Regions from separate parts of the Homo sapiens genome. Here region 1 is linked to region 2. The links are chromatin contacts, found by Hi-C or POLR2A ChIA-PET in ENCODE. All regions are on one chromosome and are shown on one strand. Each heading gives the region's core, a stretch centred on a gene start or an enhancer-like site at or near the end of the contact. The rest is flanking DNA. Distances are from core to core; before and after follow the strand shown. Region 1 overlaps DIRC3 (disrupted in renal carcinoma 3). Region 2 overlaps DIRC3-AS1 (DIRC3 antisense RNA 1).

Region 1 (4,132 bases), core at 873-3,372, 120 kb before region 2:
CCGGTGTTCAAGCAGTCCTCCTGTCTCAGCCTCCCATGTAGCTGGAACCACAGGTGTGCACCACCACTCCTGGCTAAGTTTTTTGTTTTTTGTAGAGACTGGGTCTCGCTACATTGCCCAGGCTGGTCTTGAACTCCTGGGCTCAAGGGATTCTCCCACCCCGATCTCTTGAAGTGCTAGGATTATAGACATGAGCTACTGCACCCAGCCTCTCTCATTTTAAAAGTGGGGAGTAGGAGTATTTATCTCACTGCGTTGTTGTGCAGCTTAAATCTGTTGATATATGCAAAGACTTAGGAGACTGATTGGTATATAGTAATCTCTATATAAGTGGTTGCTATTATTATTTGCTATTCTGAGTGAGAAAACAAAAATCCAGAGAGATAAGGTAACTTGAAAAAGCTCCCAGCTAGTAAATGGTAGAGCTAGGCCTCAAATCCAGGATTAATTAACTCTAAATTCAAGTACTTAATTGTTATAATATTCTGCCTCCTCAGGAGACATAAAAAATATAGAGACATTAGAAAACAAAAAACATCAGAGTTACTGGAGAGAAGTAGGGTGAATCAGAAATACAGGAACAGAAACTTTGTGGCAGAAATCTGGATTTTCTCTTACAGGGTAGCAGACAGAGCTGTGAGTCTACCTATCAACACACTCCCCCTTTCCTCTCTTTTAAAAGGCCTACTGATGGGTTCAGGCCTTTGCCTTCCTCTGTGAAGTTATGAACTTCTGGAAAGATGGAGCCCCTCTTCAACTCCAGAACTTTATTTATGGTTGATCCGAGTCAATAGTGGTCCTGTTCTTCTTGATAGGAATTGGTTTGGGCACGGGCAATAAGATGTGAGAGAAGGCCTTATCCCATGGAAGGGTTTCCATGAAAGGTGTATTCATGTGCGAATAGATGAGCTCTCTTTTCTGTTGGATGTTGTGGTGTCTGGGTGTCTTGGTCTTTTGGGCTTCTATAACAAAATACCATAAACTAAGAAGCTTATAAAAAACAGAAATTTATTTCTCACAGTTCTGGAATCTAGGAAGTCCACGATCACGGCACTGGCAGATTCAATGTCTGGTGAGAGCCTGCTTCCCAGTTCATAGATGGTGCTTCTCACTGTGTCCTCACATGGTGGAAGGGGCAAGACAGGTCTCTGGGACCTCTTTTTTAAAGGCACTAATCCCAACCATGAAGGCTCCACCCTCATGACCAAATCACTTCCCAAAGGCCCCACCTTTTAATATGATCACATTAGTGGTTAGGTTTCGACATAGAAACTTGCGGGGGACACGAACACTCAGACCATAGCAATGGGTAAGACTATGGTAGTCACGTTTCACCAGTAGATTAGCTAACCCAAGGACGAGCCCATACATGAGGGTGCTAGAGCAGGAGGACAGAAAGAACCAGGGCCTTGTTGATGTCTGTGAGCTTTGAATTCACCAGCCTCAGAATTGTCCTACCCATAGACTTTTGTTATAGGAGATAATGTTTTCTTAATTGCTCAAGCCAGTTGAGATATATTCTGTTACTTGCAGCCTGAACCATCCAAACCAGTTCAACTACAAAATCAAACTCTTGCTATAAGAGGAGAGAAAGAAATAGTGCCATGGTATCTTTAGGTGTGTGCCTAGAGGGGCGGCCCCAGATCTATGGGTTTGTTTCCGAGAGTGAGGATGGGTTGTGGCCCTGCAGGGTTGCCGCTGAAGCTGGTTTCTCATGTTGTGTTGGAAAAGGCCATTCTGGGAGCTGGGTCACGAGCTCCTGGAGAAGCAGAGTTCCCCAGCCCTTTAAATGGAGGAGCTCCCATAACAACCAAACAAGCAGGATTCCAAGCGGGAAGATAACAATGATCTTGGAGCTTCTCCCTACTCAGATTAGATGCATGAAGGTAATAAAAACCACCCAAAAGAAACTGCAAAAAGAGGCCTTGGGAAGCACATTCAAGAGGGTGAAAAGGAAGAACAGAAGGAACCCGTGGAAAGAAAATCTTCCAGACCAAATGATGGTCCAAAAATAATGAGACCAAAGTTCAAAAAAGTAATTTAAACCAAATAAGGCAGGGAAAGCCTAGCCAGCAAGGGGCGGGCTCACTCTGCAGGGAGCAGGCGAGCAGAGGGGATGGAGCTGAGCAGAGTTCAGTTCAGGACAGCCCATGGGTCAGAGGGAACTGAGGAATGTGCCCGCTGCCCAGGTCAGCAAGGGGGGCAGCATCAGATGGCATGCTGTCTTACCTCCCCTGCCCCAAGGGGCCTGGAGCATTGCCACCACCCTCACTGGTGATAGGGCTGCTTGAAGTTGCAGAGCACAACCCATCTGGGTGGGTTTGCCGCCACTGCAACAGAGAGCCTGTGGGACCAGGCAAATGAAGGAAGCCTTACTTGCTCATAGCCAAGCTTCTTTTCAGGTTCTATTTTATATTTTATTGCAACAAAGAATTCCAGGGCCATACTCTGAGCCAGGGATGATGGGTGCTAAGCTCATTAACTGCCTGCTCAGTTTGTGGACTTGTTCCTGCTGAATCTGTAGTCCAGGTACTGCCAGTTTCTTAGTGTCAGAGCCCTCATAGGGTTCATTTGTGCATCCTGCATGTGGATATGTGTGTGCATTTACCCAGATTTTTAAAAAGCTTTCTATTTACCTTTTCTATTTAGCACATACCCTCTTCCATACTTAAAACTCCACACCTTCTACCACAGCTTTTAGAGTGATAGCACTGGGTTACAATACATGTTTTCGCAGGAATTGAGCATTTAAAGAGGTACTAAAGTGAACATGAAGAATTTAAATTCTAGGTAAACAGCTCTCAAAAGCTCTCTCTTCTTTGTGCTTTCCCTGATTATGATATCTGATATTTATTCTTATGACAGAGGACAAACTAAACTGTGTATCACAGTCACCGATTGATTCACTCTGCACCACTGGTCCCCAGTGGCATTTGGGGGCAATGTGATGTCTTTTTCTTAACTCAGGGCCCTCTTAGTCCCTCCTTGTCCCTCTCTGGAGCACTTATGAATTCTTAGGTCCACTGTTCAGCCCGGGCAGGCCATGGAGTGCAAGCAGTGCTGCTGGAGGCTTGCCTAGCTGGTCACTTTCCTGCTCCACCGCTAAAGTTTCCGCCCTCACTCAGGCCATGCTGAACATGGCTCTGTGTGGGGCTCTTCCAAGATGCTCCCAGTCTCCCCTAAGCTGTGTTTGGGAAACAGTGTCGCTGGTCTCCTCCTCCAAATATTCTCAGGTTCCTTCCATATCTAGTTGGAAATGTTCACTATGCCTCCTTCTGATCTTGGGGTTCACCTCGGGAGTGGGGAGATTAGGACATGTAAGTCACATCTCTCTGCTGTATTTCTGTCTTTCTCTCCTGCTCACAGCCCCCTTGGGATACACAGATAGGTTCCCTTTCCGCTCTGGTCTTCAGAGTAGGGTGTGTGTACAACATTCCTTTATTTTCTTCCCACCTGGCAAGTGATTTGCCCGTCCCTATTTCCTGAGACATGAAGGCAAATAGGGTGCAAGGAATGAGAACTTGTTTTCACAGATAAGTGAACATGACCTTTGAAGTGGTTAGAAAAACACAGCAATCACACTAGCATACATAGACCCTTGAGGCTGGCTGGGAGCCCTGTACAAAAAATAAAAATAATAAATAATAAAGGCTGCTTTCTGGCTGAGAAGGGAAGGGAAGAGTGAGGATTGTCAACAGTATGGGGGTAACAACTCCACAGGTTCTGCAAGTTTTTCTCTCTGAAAAAGAGGACTCTTGACTTTTCCTGCTTTGCTTTTAATTTCAAAACAGCACACATACTTTCATCTCCCACAGGATGTTCCTAGGAGCAATAACGCCAGGGATGAATTTCTTCCCATCACATGAGCAGGATGGCACAATGAAGATGCCCCCGGGAAAGACCCTCCTATTTTTTTCTAATTCAGAAAAAGCAGAAGAATAATATGATACACATATCCCCTGCTCATATTTAAAATGTTCACTTTTTGTCACTTAGGCTTCAGATAGTATATCTCACAGTTAAAATTGAAAACCATTTTGTTCCTCCTCTCCATCCTAGTCTTGCTTCTTTCTCTCCAGCGATGACCACTGTCAGTAATTTGATATATACTATTCCGGTCCATGTTTTTATT
Region 2 (4,234 bases), core at 1,712-4,211:
GCTAATAGAGGTGTTAAATAAGTACTTAAATTAGATTGCTGGATTCCTGAGGGTTTCTCTTAAAAAATATTTCAGATCTAAAGATTTTGTTAATTAATACTTAAAAGTAGAATTATTGGTTGTGAACAATCATTTATAAATTGTCACAGTGTATAATTTTTACTTGTTGACTTGTGCATTTTTGTCTGTGTGGTTAAGCCCCCTATATCAAATATGCTATGTGAAATACTCAAGGTTTCCTGTTTCACTTCCGTTTTGTGGTTACTTGCTAATTCCTTTGGGGATATAGCACAGAGGCAGAGACTTAGACTGTGTCATCTACTGAGGTCCCATCCAGATTCAGGATCTTATGATTACTCTAGCCAGTATTTTCAGGGAATAAATTGTTTTGTGGAGGTGCAATATCTCTTCTAGTCCTGTTGGTATCATTTGATGATCTAGAACAAGTTCAAGTAAAAGCCAGAGGAGAAGCCTGAGCCATGAAAAACAGACAGAAATATCAGTCATAGTGGAGGTCCATGTTACTCTTGGTGGGTTTCTTCCCTTCTTGTCTTTGACTTGCTAGCTATTGACTTTGTATGCTTTTGCTAGTCCTTTGAATCCTAGTGTGTGGAAATTCTTTTGGTGGTCTTTATAACTATCTCCTCTTTTGGAGGTGATACACAATTACAGCCATACCTCCTTGACAATAATTTAATGAAAGCATTTAAATAATGTTGATTCCATAAAAATCATCCAGCTATTATTTCCTCTACCTTCTCCTTCAATCTGTCAGCACCAGAAAAAAGATGGGTCTTTGTCAAATCTCTGTTTTGACTTTCTTGCCCACCAAGTCCTTCCTGCTTTCTCATGTCTAAAAGTGTCATTAAAACCTTAATGTCTGGAAAGTGAGCTCCATTTTCTTCAGTATCTCCCAGAATCTCTGATCCCCTGCTGAGACAGGAGAGTTCCTTGACCCCTCGGTGGGACTTGTGACAAGGGTGTGGCTCGTTTACTCGGCTGCCACCCTCCAACCCCTTGTGGGAGCAGGAGTACACACGTGAGTGGGTGCAGCAGCTGGGGTGAGTACCTTTGGGCATTTGGCATAAACAAACCCCGTACCAGCCTGTGGCAGCATCTAGGGTTTGCCTGAGACCTCTGGAGCCCCAGAAAGCATATGTTACAAACAAGGCTCTTTCTTTTAGCTTTGCCATTCCTGGATGGCTTCAGTGTTAAACAACTCACTGAAGAGTCAGTGTGACAGCCTTTCTGGGTTCCTGCACCCAGTGCATCTTGAATTCTTTTCTTGTCCTGTGCCCAGGAAGAATCAGGTCACATGAAAGGATTGAAGGGTGGTGTATGCAGAGGATTTTACTGAGTGATGGGAGTGGCTTCAGCAGGATGGGGAGCTGGAAAGGGGATGCAGTGGGAAGGTAATCTTTCCCTGGAGTTCAACCATCCCCAGCTGAACTCCTCTCCAACTGTCCCTGGCTGAACTTCTCTCGACATTCAGATGCTTCTTCTTTTCTCTCCTTCTCTGTCATGCCACTCTGTTCCTCTGCCAGTGGAGCTTGGACTTTTTGTGCGTACAGGGTAGGGGGCACAGTGGGCCAGGGTGGTTTTGGAAAAGACAACATTTGGGTAGGAAAACAGGAAGGTATGTTGTCATTTAGACCCACAGGTCTAGGCTTGAGAGTGGAGCCCTTGCTAAGGACCCCGCCCTCTTCCTCCCAGTCTTTCCCTGCCTCCTGTCCATATCACTACCCCACCATTCCTTTGAGCTTTTGGGTCACTGCACAGACTACTTACTTAAGGCTTTGCATGCTTAACTTCTACCTGTCAGCCTCAAAGTCAAATCCAGGCTCTTTGTTGGAAACCACTCAGGGCCCTAGAAACTTATGAGCATATCTTGTAGGCACTCGGGCTTTAGTTCCCAGGGCCTCAGGCCATACACTTGTCTCATATGGACTCTTCTGCTACTGCTAGCATTTCTGTAATGTGAATTAATGTATACCATTGACATATGGGTGAATAATATCAGTATAACATGGAACAGTGGGAAGAAGGAAGAAAATAAATTAAAAAGTTTTCACTGCACTCAGGCCTTCTTCCTCAAGAAGTTCACCCCAGACGCTTGCTGGCAAATTGCAGTTGCTCTTTGGCCACCTTAAGAGCAGACCCAACAGCTCAGATCTCCATTATCATCAGCACTGCCCAGCACCCATCAGACCTGCTCTGAATGAAGGGCTGCCAACATGTCCACCAACTGTCATTGTGTATTTTTAATGTCCAGTGACACTGAGCGCCCAGTGATTGCTTTTGTTTGTGCTCTGGTCCCTAGGTAGGCTTTGGATAGAATCTCCTATCCTACTTTTCCATCAATCCTGTTGTTTGTAGTGTACAAGGGTTTTCAAATGCCTATATCATTGCAGAAATGTATCTCCTTGATGCAGAACTGACCCTCCAGCAGTATGCACTGATGCCCACAGGACCTTAGAAACTTTGCCTTGGTGCCCCACCAAACTTTGGTTTTCTAGTACCTTGAAATCATGGTGCCAATTCATGGTCCACATCTTTTGTACCATGTCTGCCACACTTGCACCCATCCACTGAGCCTGATGATCAGAGAACTTCATTTTCCTAATTTCATCGCTTTCTCACCTGTTTCAGGCTTTCCCACAGCTTCTCGACTAATGGGGTCATTGGTGTCTCTCTAGAAATGCCACTGTGCCTGAGTGTCTGGGATTATTGCTATATTTGCTTTATGGGGAGAGGCTGAAAAGCCCAGTACAACTATGCAGCTTGACACTGCCAATTTACCCCTAAATCTGTTAATGCACCCTGGAGCTGAAAGTCACAGGCCACAATTGCTCCACATTGAGTGGATAAACAAACCATAAATAATTCTGTGGACACATCGTAAACGTGGGGCCGACCTGTCTCTTCTAGCCTATCTGTCTCTACAGGCTAAAGGAGTAACGTGAGTGAGGGTGCCTCGTTCCCAAGGGCTTTAGGCAACAGGAAGGGACCAAAACTAAAACCAGAAGCTCCTCTTATGGGTGGAGTAGAGCAGCTGGGCTTCATCTTTGCCAAAGTCAGAACAAGAGGAAGGGGGCTGGTATAACTGAAGGAGGGAAAAGTTAGTTACAGAATTGAAAAAACCTGGACTGGATTCTAAGGGGGATGAGGGCCTCATTTTCTGAAAACACTTTAAAATTAAATCTTCTCGCCAATGTGTTTGTGTATAACAGCATATATGTGTGTGCATGTATATATGTTTACACCCTCCTCCCCTCCCAAACACACAAACACATGCCTGCATGACTAAGAGACTTTTATCCTCATCTGTTTAAAGAAAATTATGGGCAACATAATCTGGTTAAGGCCATAAAAGACTGAAATTGGCCTGAAGATGTGTTCTCTTCAGTCCACAAAGTTTACAAATTATTTTTTATATGAAATGCCTTTAGAAAGCAAGTGTACTGTGCATACTCTGAAGTTTGCTGTAGTCCCCACCACTCCCTAACGTCATACCTCACAATGTCTGTTACCTCTCTGGGATTGATAGCAGGATTTCTCAACCCAGTGCTGATGATTCTTTGTAGTGCTGCTTGTCCGGGCACTGTGGGATGTTTAGCCACACCCCTGGCTTCTACCCACAAGGTGCCAGTAGCACCCGCATTTACTGCCCATGGCTAGAAGTTTTCTGACAACCAGAGAGGTAAAGCAATTTCCTCAAAGTCTCGTACTTGGAGTAGTTCTATGATTTCATACTCCTGGCATAGTGCCCTTTCTTCTATAGTATGGATAGTAAATCCCCACATCACTTATTTTCACATTACATAAAGAATTCCCTGAGCTGCCTAAGCAGCATTTATAAGAGGTAGGTTACTTGCCGTTTTCAACATATAGTTTGTGGTAAAATGGACAGCTGTATAATTCTGAGGTGTTGACCCCCATCTCTAAACTCAGCTTTCTAACCCAGTTAAGTGGGAGAAATAGTGGTACCCGAGATCAAGCCTGTCTATACTTATATGGCTAGAGGATAGTTGAGGCTGGCATTATCTGATTGGTTGGTGCCTGTGACATGCCAGCGGTGAAATACTTTGAATATCACCCTGCCTGTCTTGTTGGGTTGTTGTGATGATTAAGTAAGACAGTCCAATTATGCTTGGCATATTGTAAACTCTCAACAGCTATGAGCTATTGTTCTTATTGTCCCAATTCATAATCAGGTAAAATAAGGAAGTCCCAC

What was found. A loop is a pair of places that touch in the nucleus more often than their neighbours do. ChIA-PET counts read pairs that join two places held with the same protein, here RNA polymerase II (POLR2A). Pooled maps may share reads with other maps.
Region 1: a map of Caco-2 shows a loop between it and region 2 (19-fold over the local background). The contact joins two enhancer-like sites. A Hi-C loop is called at or near these places in 1 of 168 maps with a recorded cell type or tissue (Caco-2), 3 of 37 single-sample maps with no recorded cell type and 4 of 50 pooled maps. POLR2A ChIA-PET finds 5 or more read pairs at or near these places in 2 of 52 experiments (A673 and OCI-LY7).

Annotation. Positions count from the first base shown.
Region 1 is chr2:217,435,506-217,439,637 of GRCh38, reverse strand. All of the region lies in intron 3 of DIRC3 (disrupted in renal carcinoma 3), which reads left to right. Among named protein-coding and RNA genes, the nearest start is that of DIRC3-AS1, 150 kb to the right of the region's middle. Within about 2 kb of position 2,122, at least 12 of the 41 ENCODE cell types and tissues checked have a DNase peak (open chromatin) inside an H3K27ac peak, as active enhancers do.
Region 2 is chr2:217,312,983-217,317,216 of GRCh38, reverse strand. The region is part of intron 4 of DIRC3-AS1 (DIRC3 antisense RNA 1); the gene reads right to left. All of the region lies in intron 12 of DIRC3 (disrupted in renal carcinoma 3), which reads left to right. Among named protein-coding and RNA genes, the nearest start is that of DIRC3-AS1, 32 kb to the right of the region's middle. Within about 2 kb of position 2,961, at least 3 of the 41 ENCODE cell types and tissues checked have a DNase peak (open chromatin) inside an H3K27ac peak, as active enhancers do.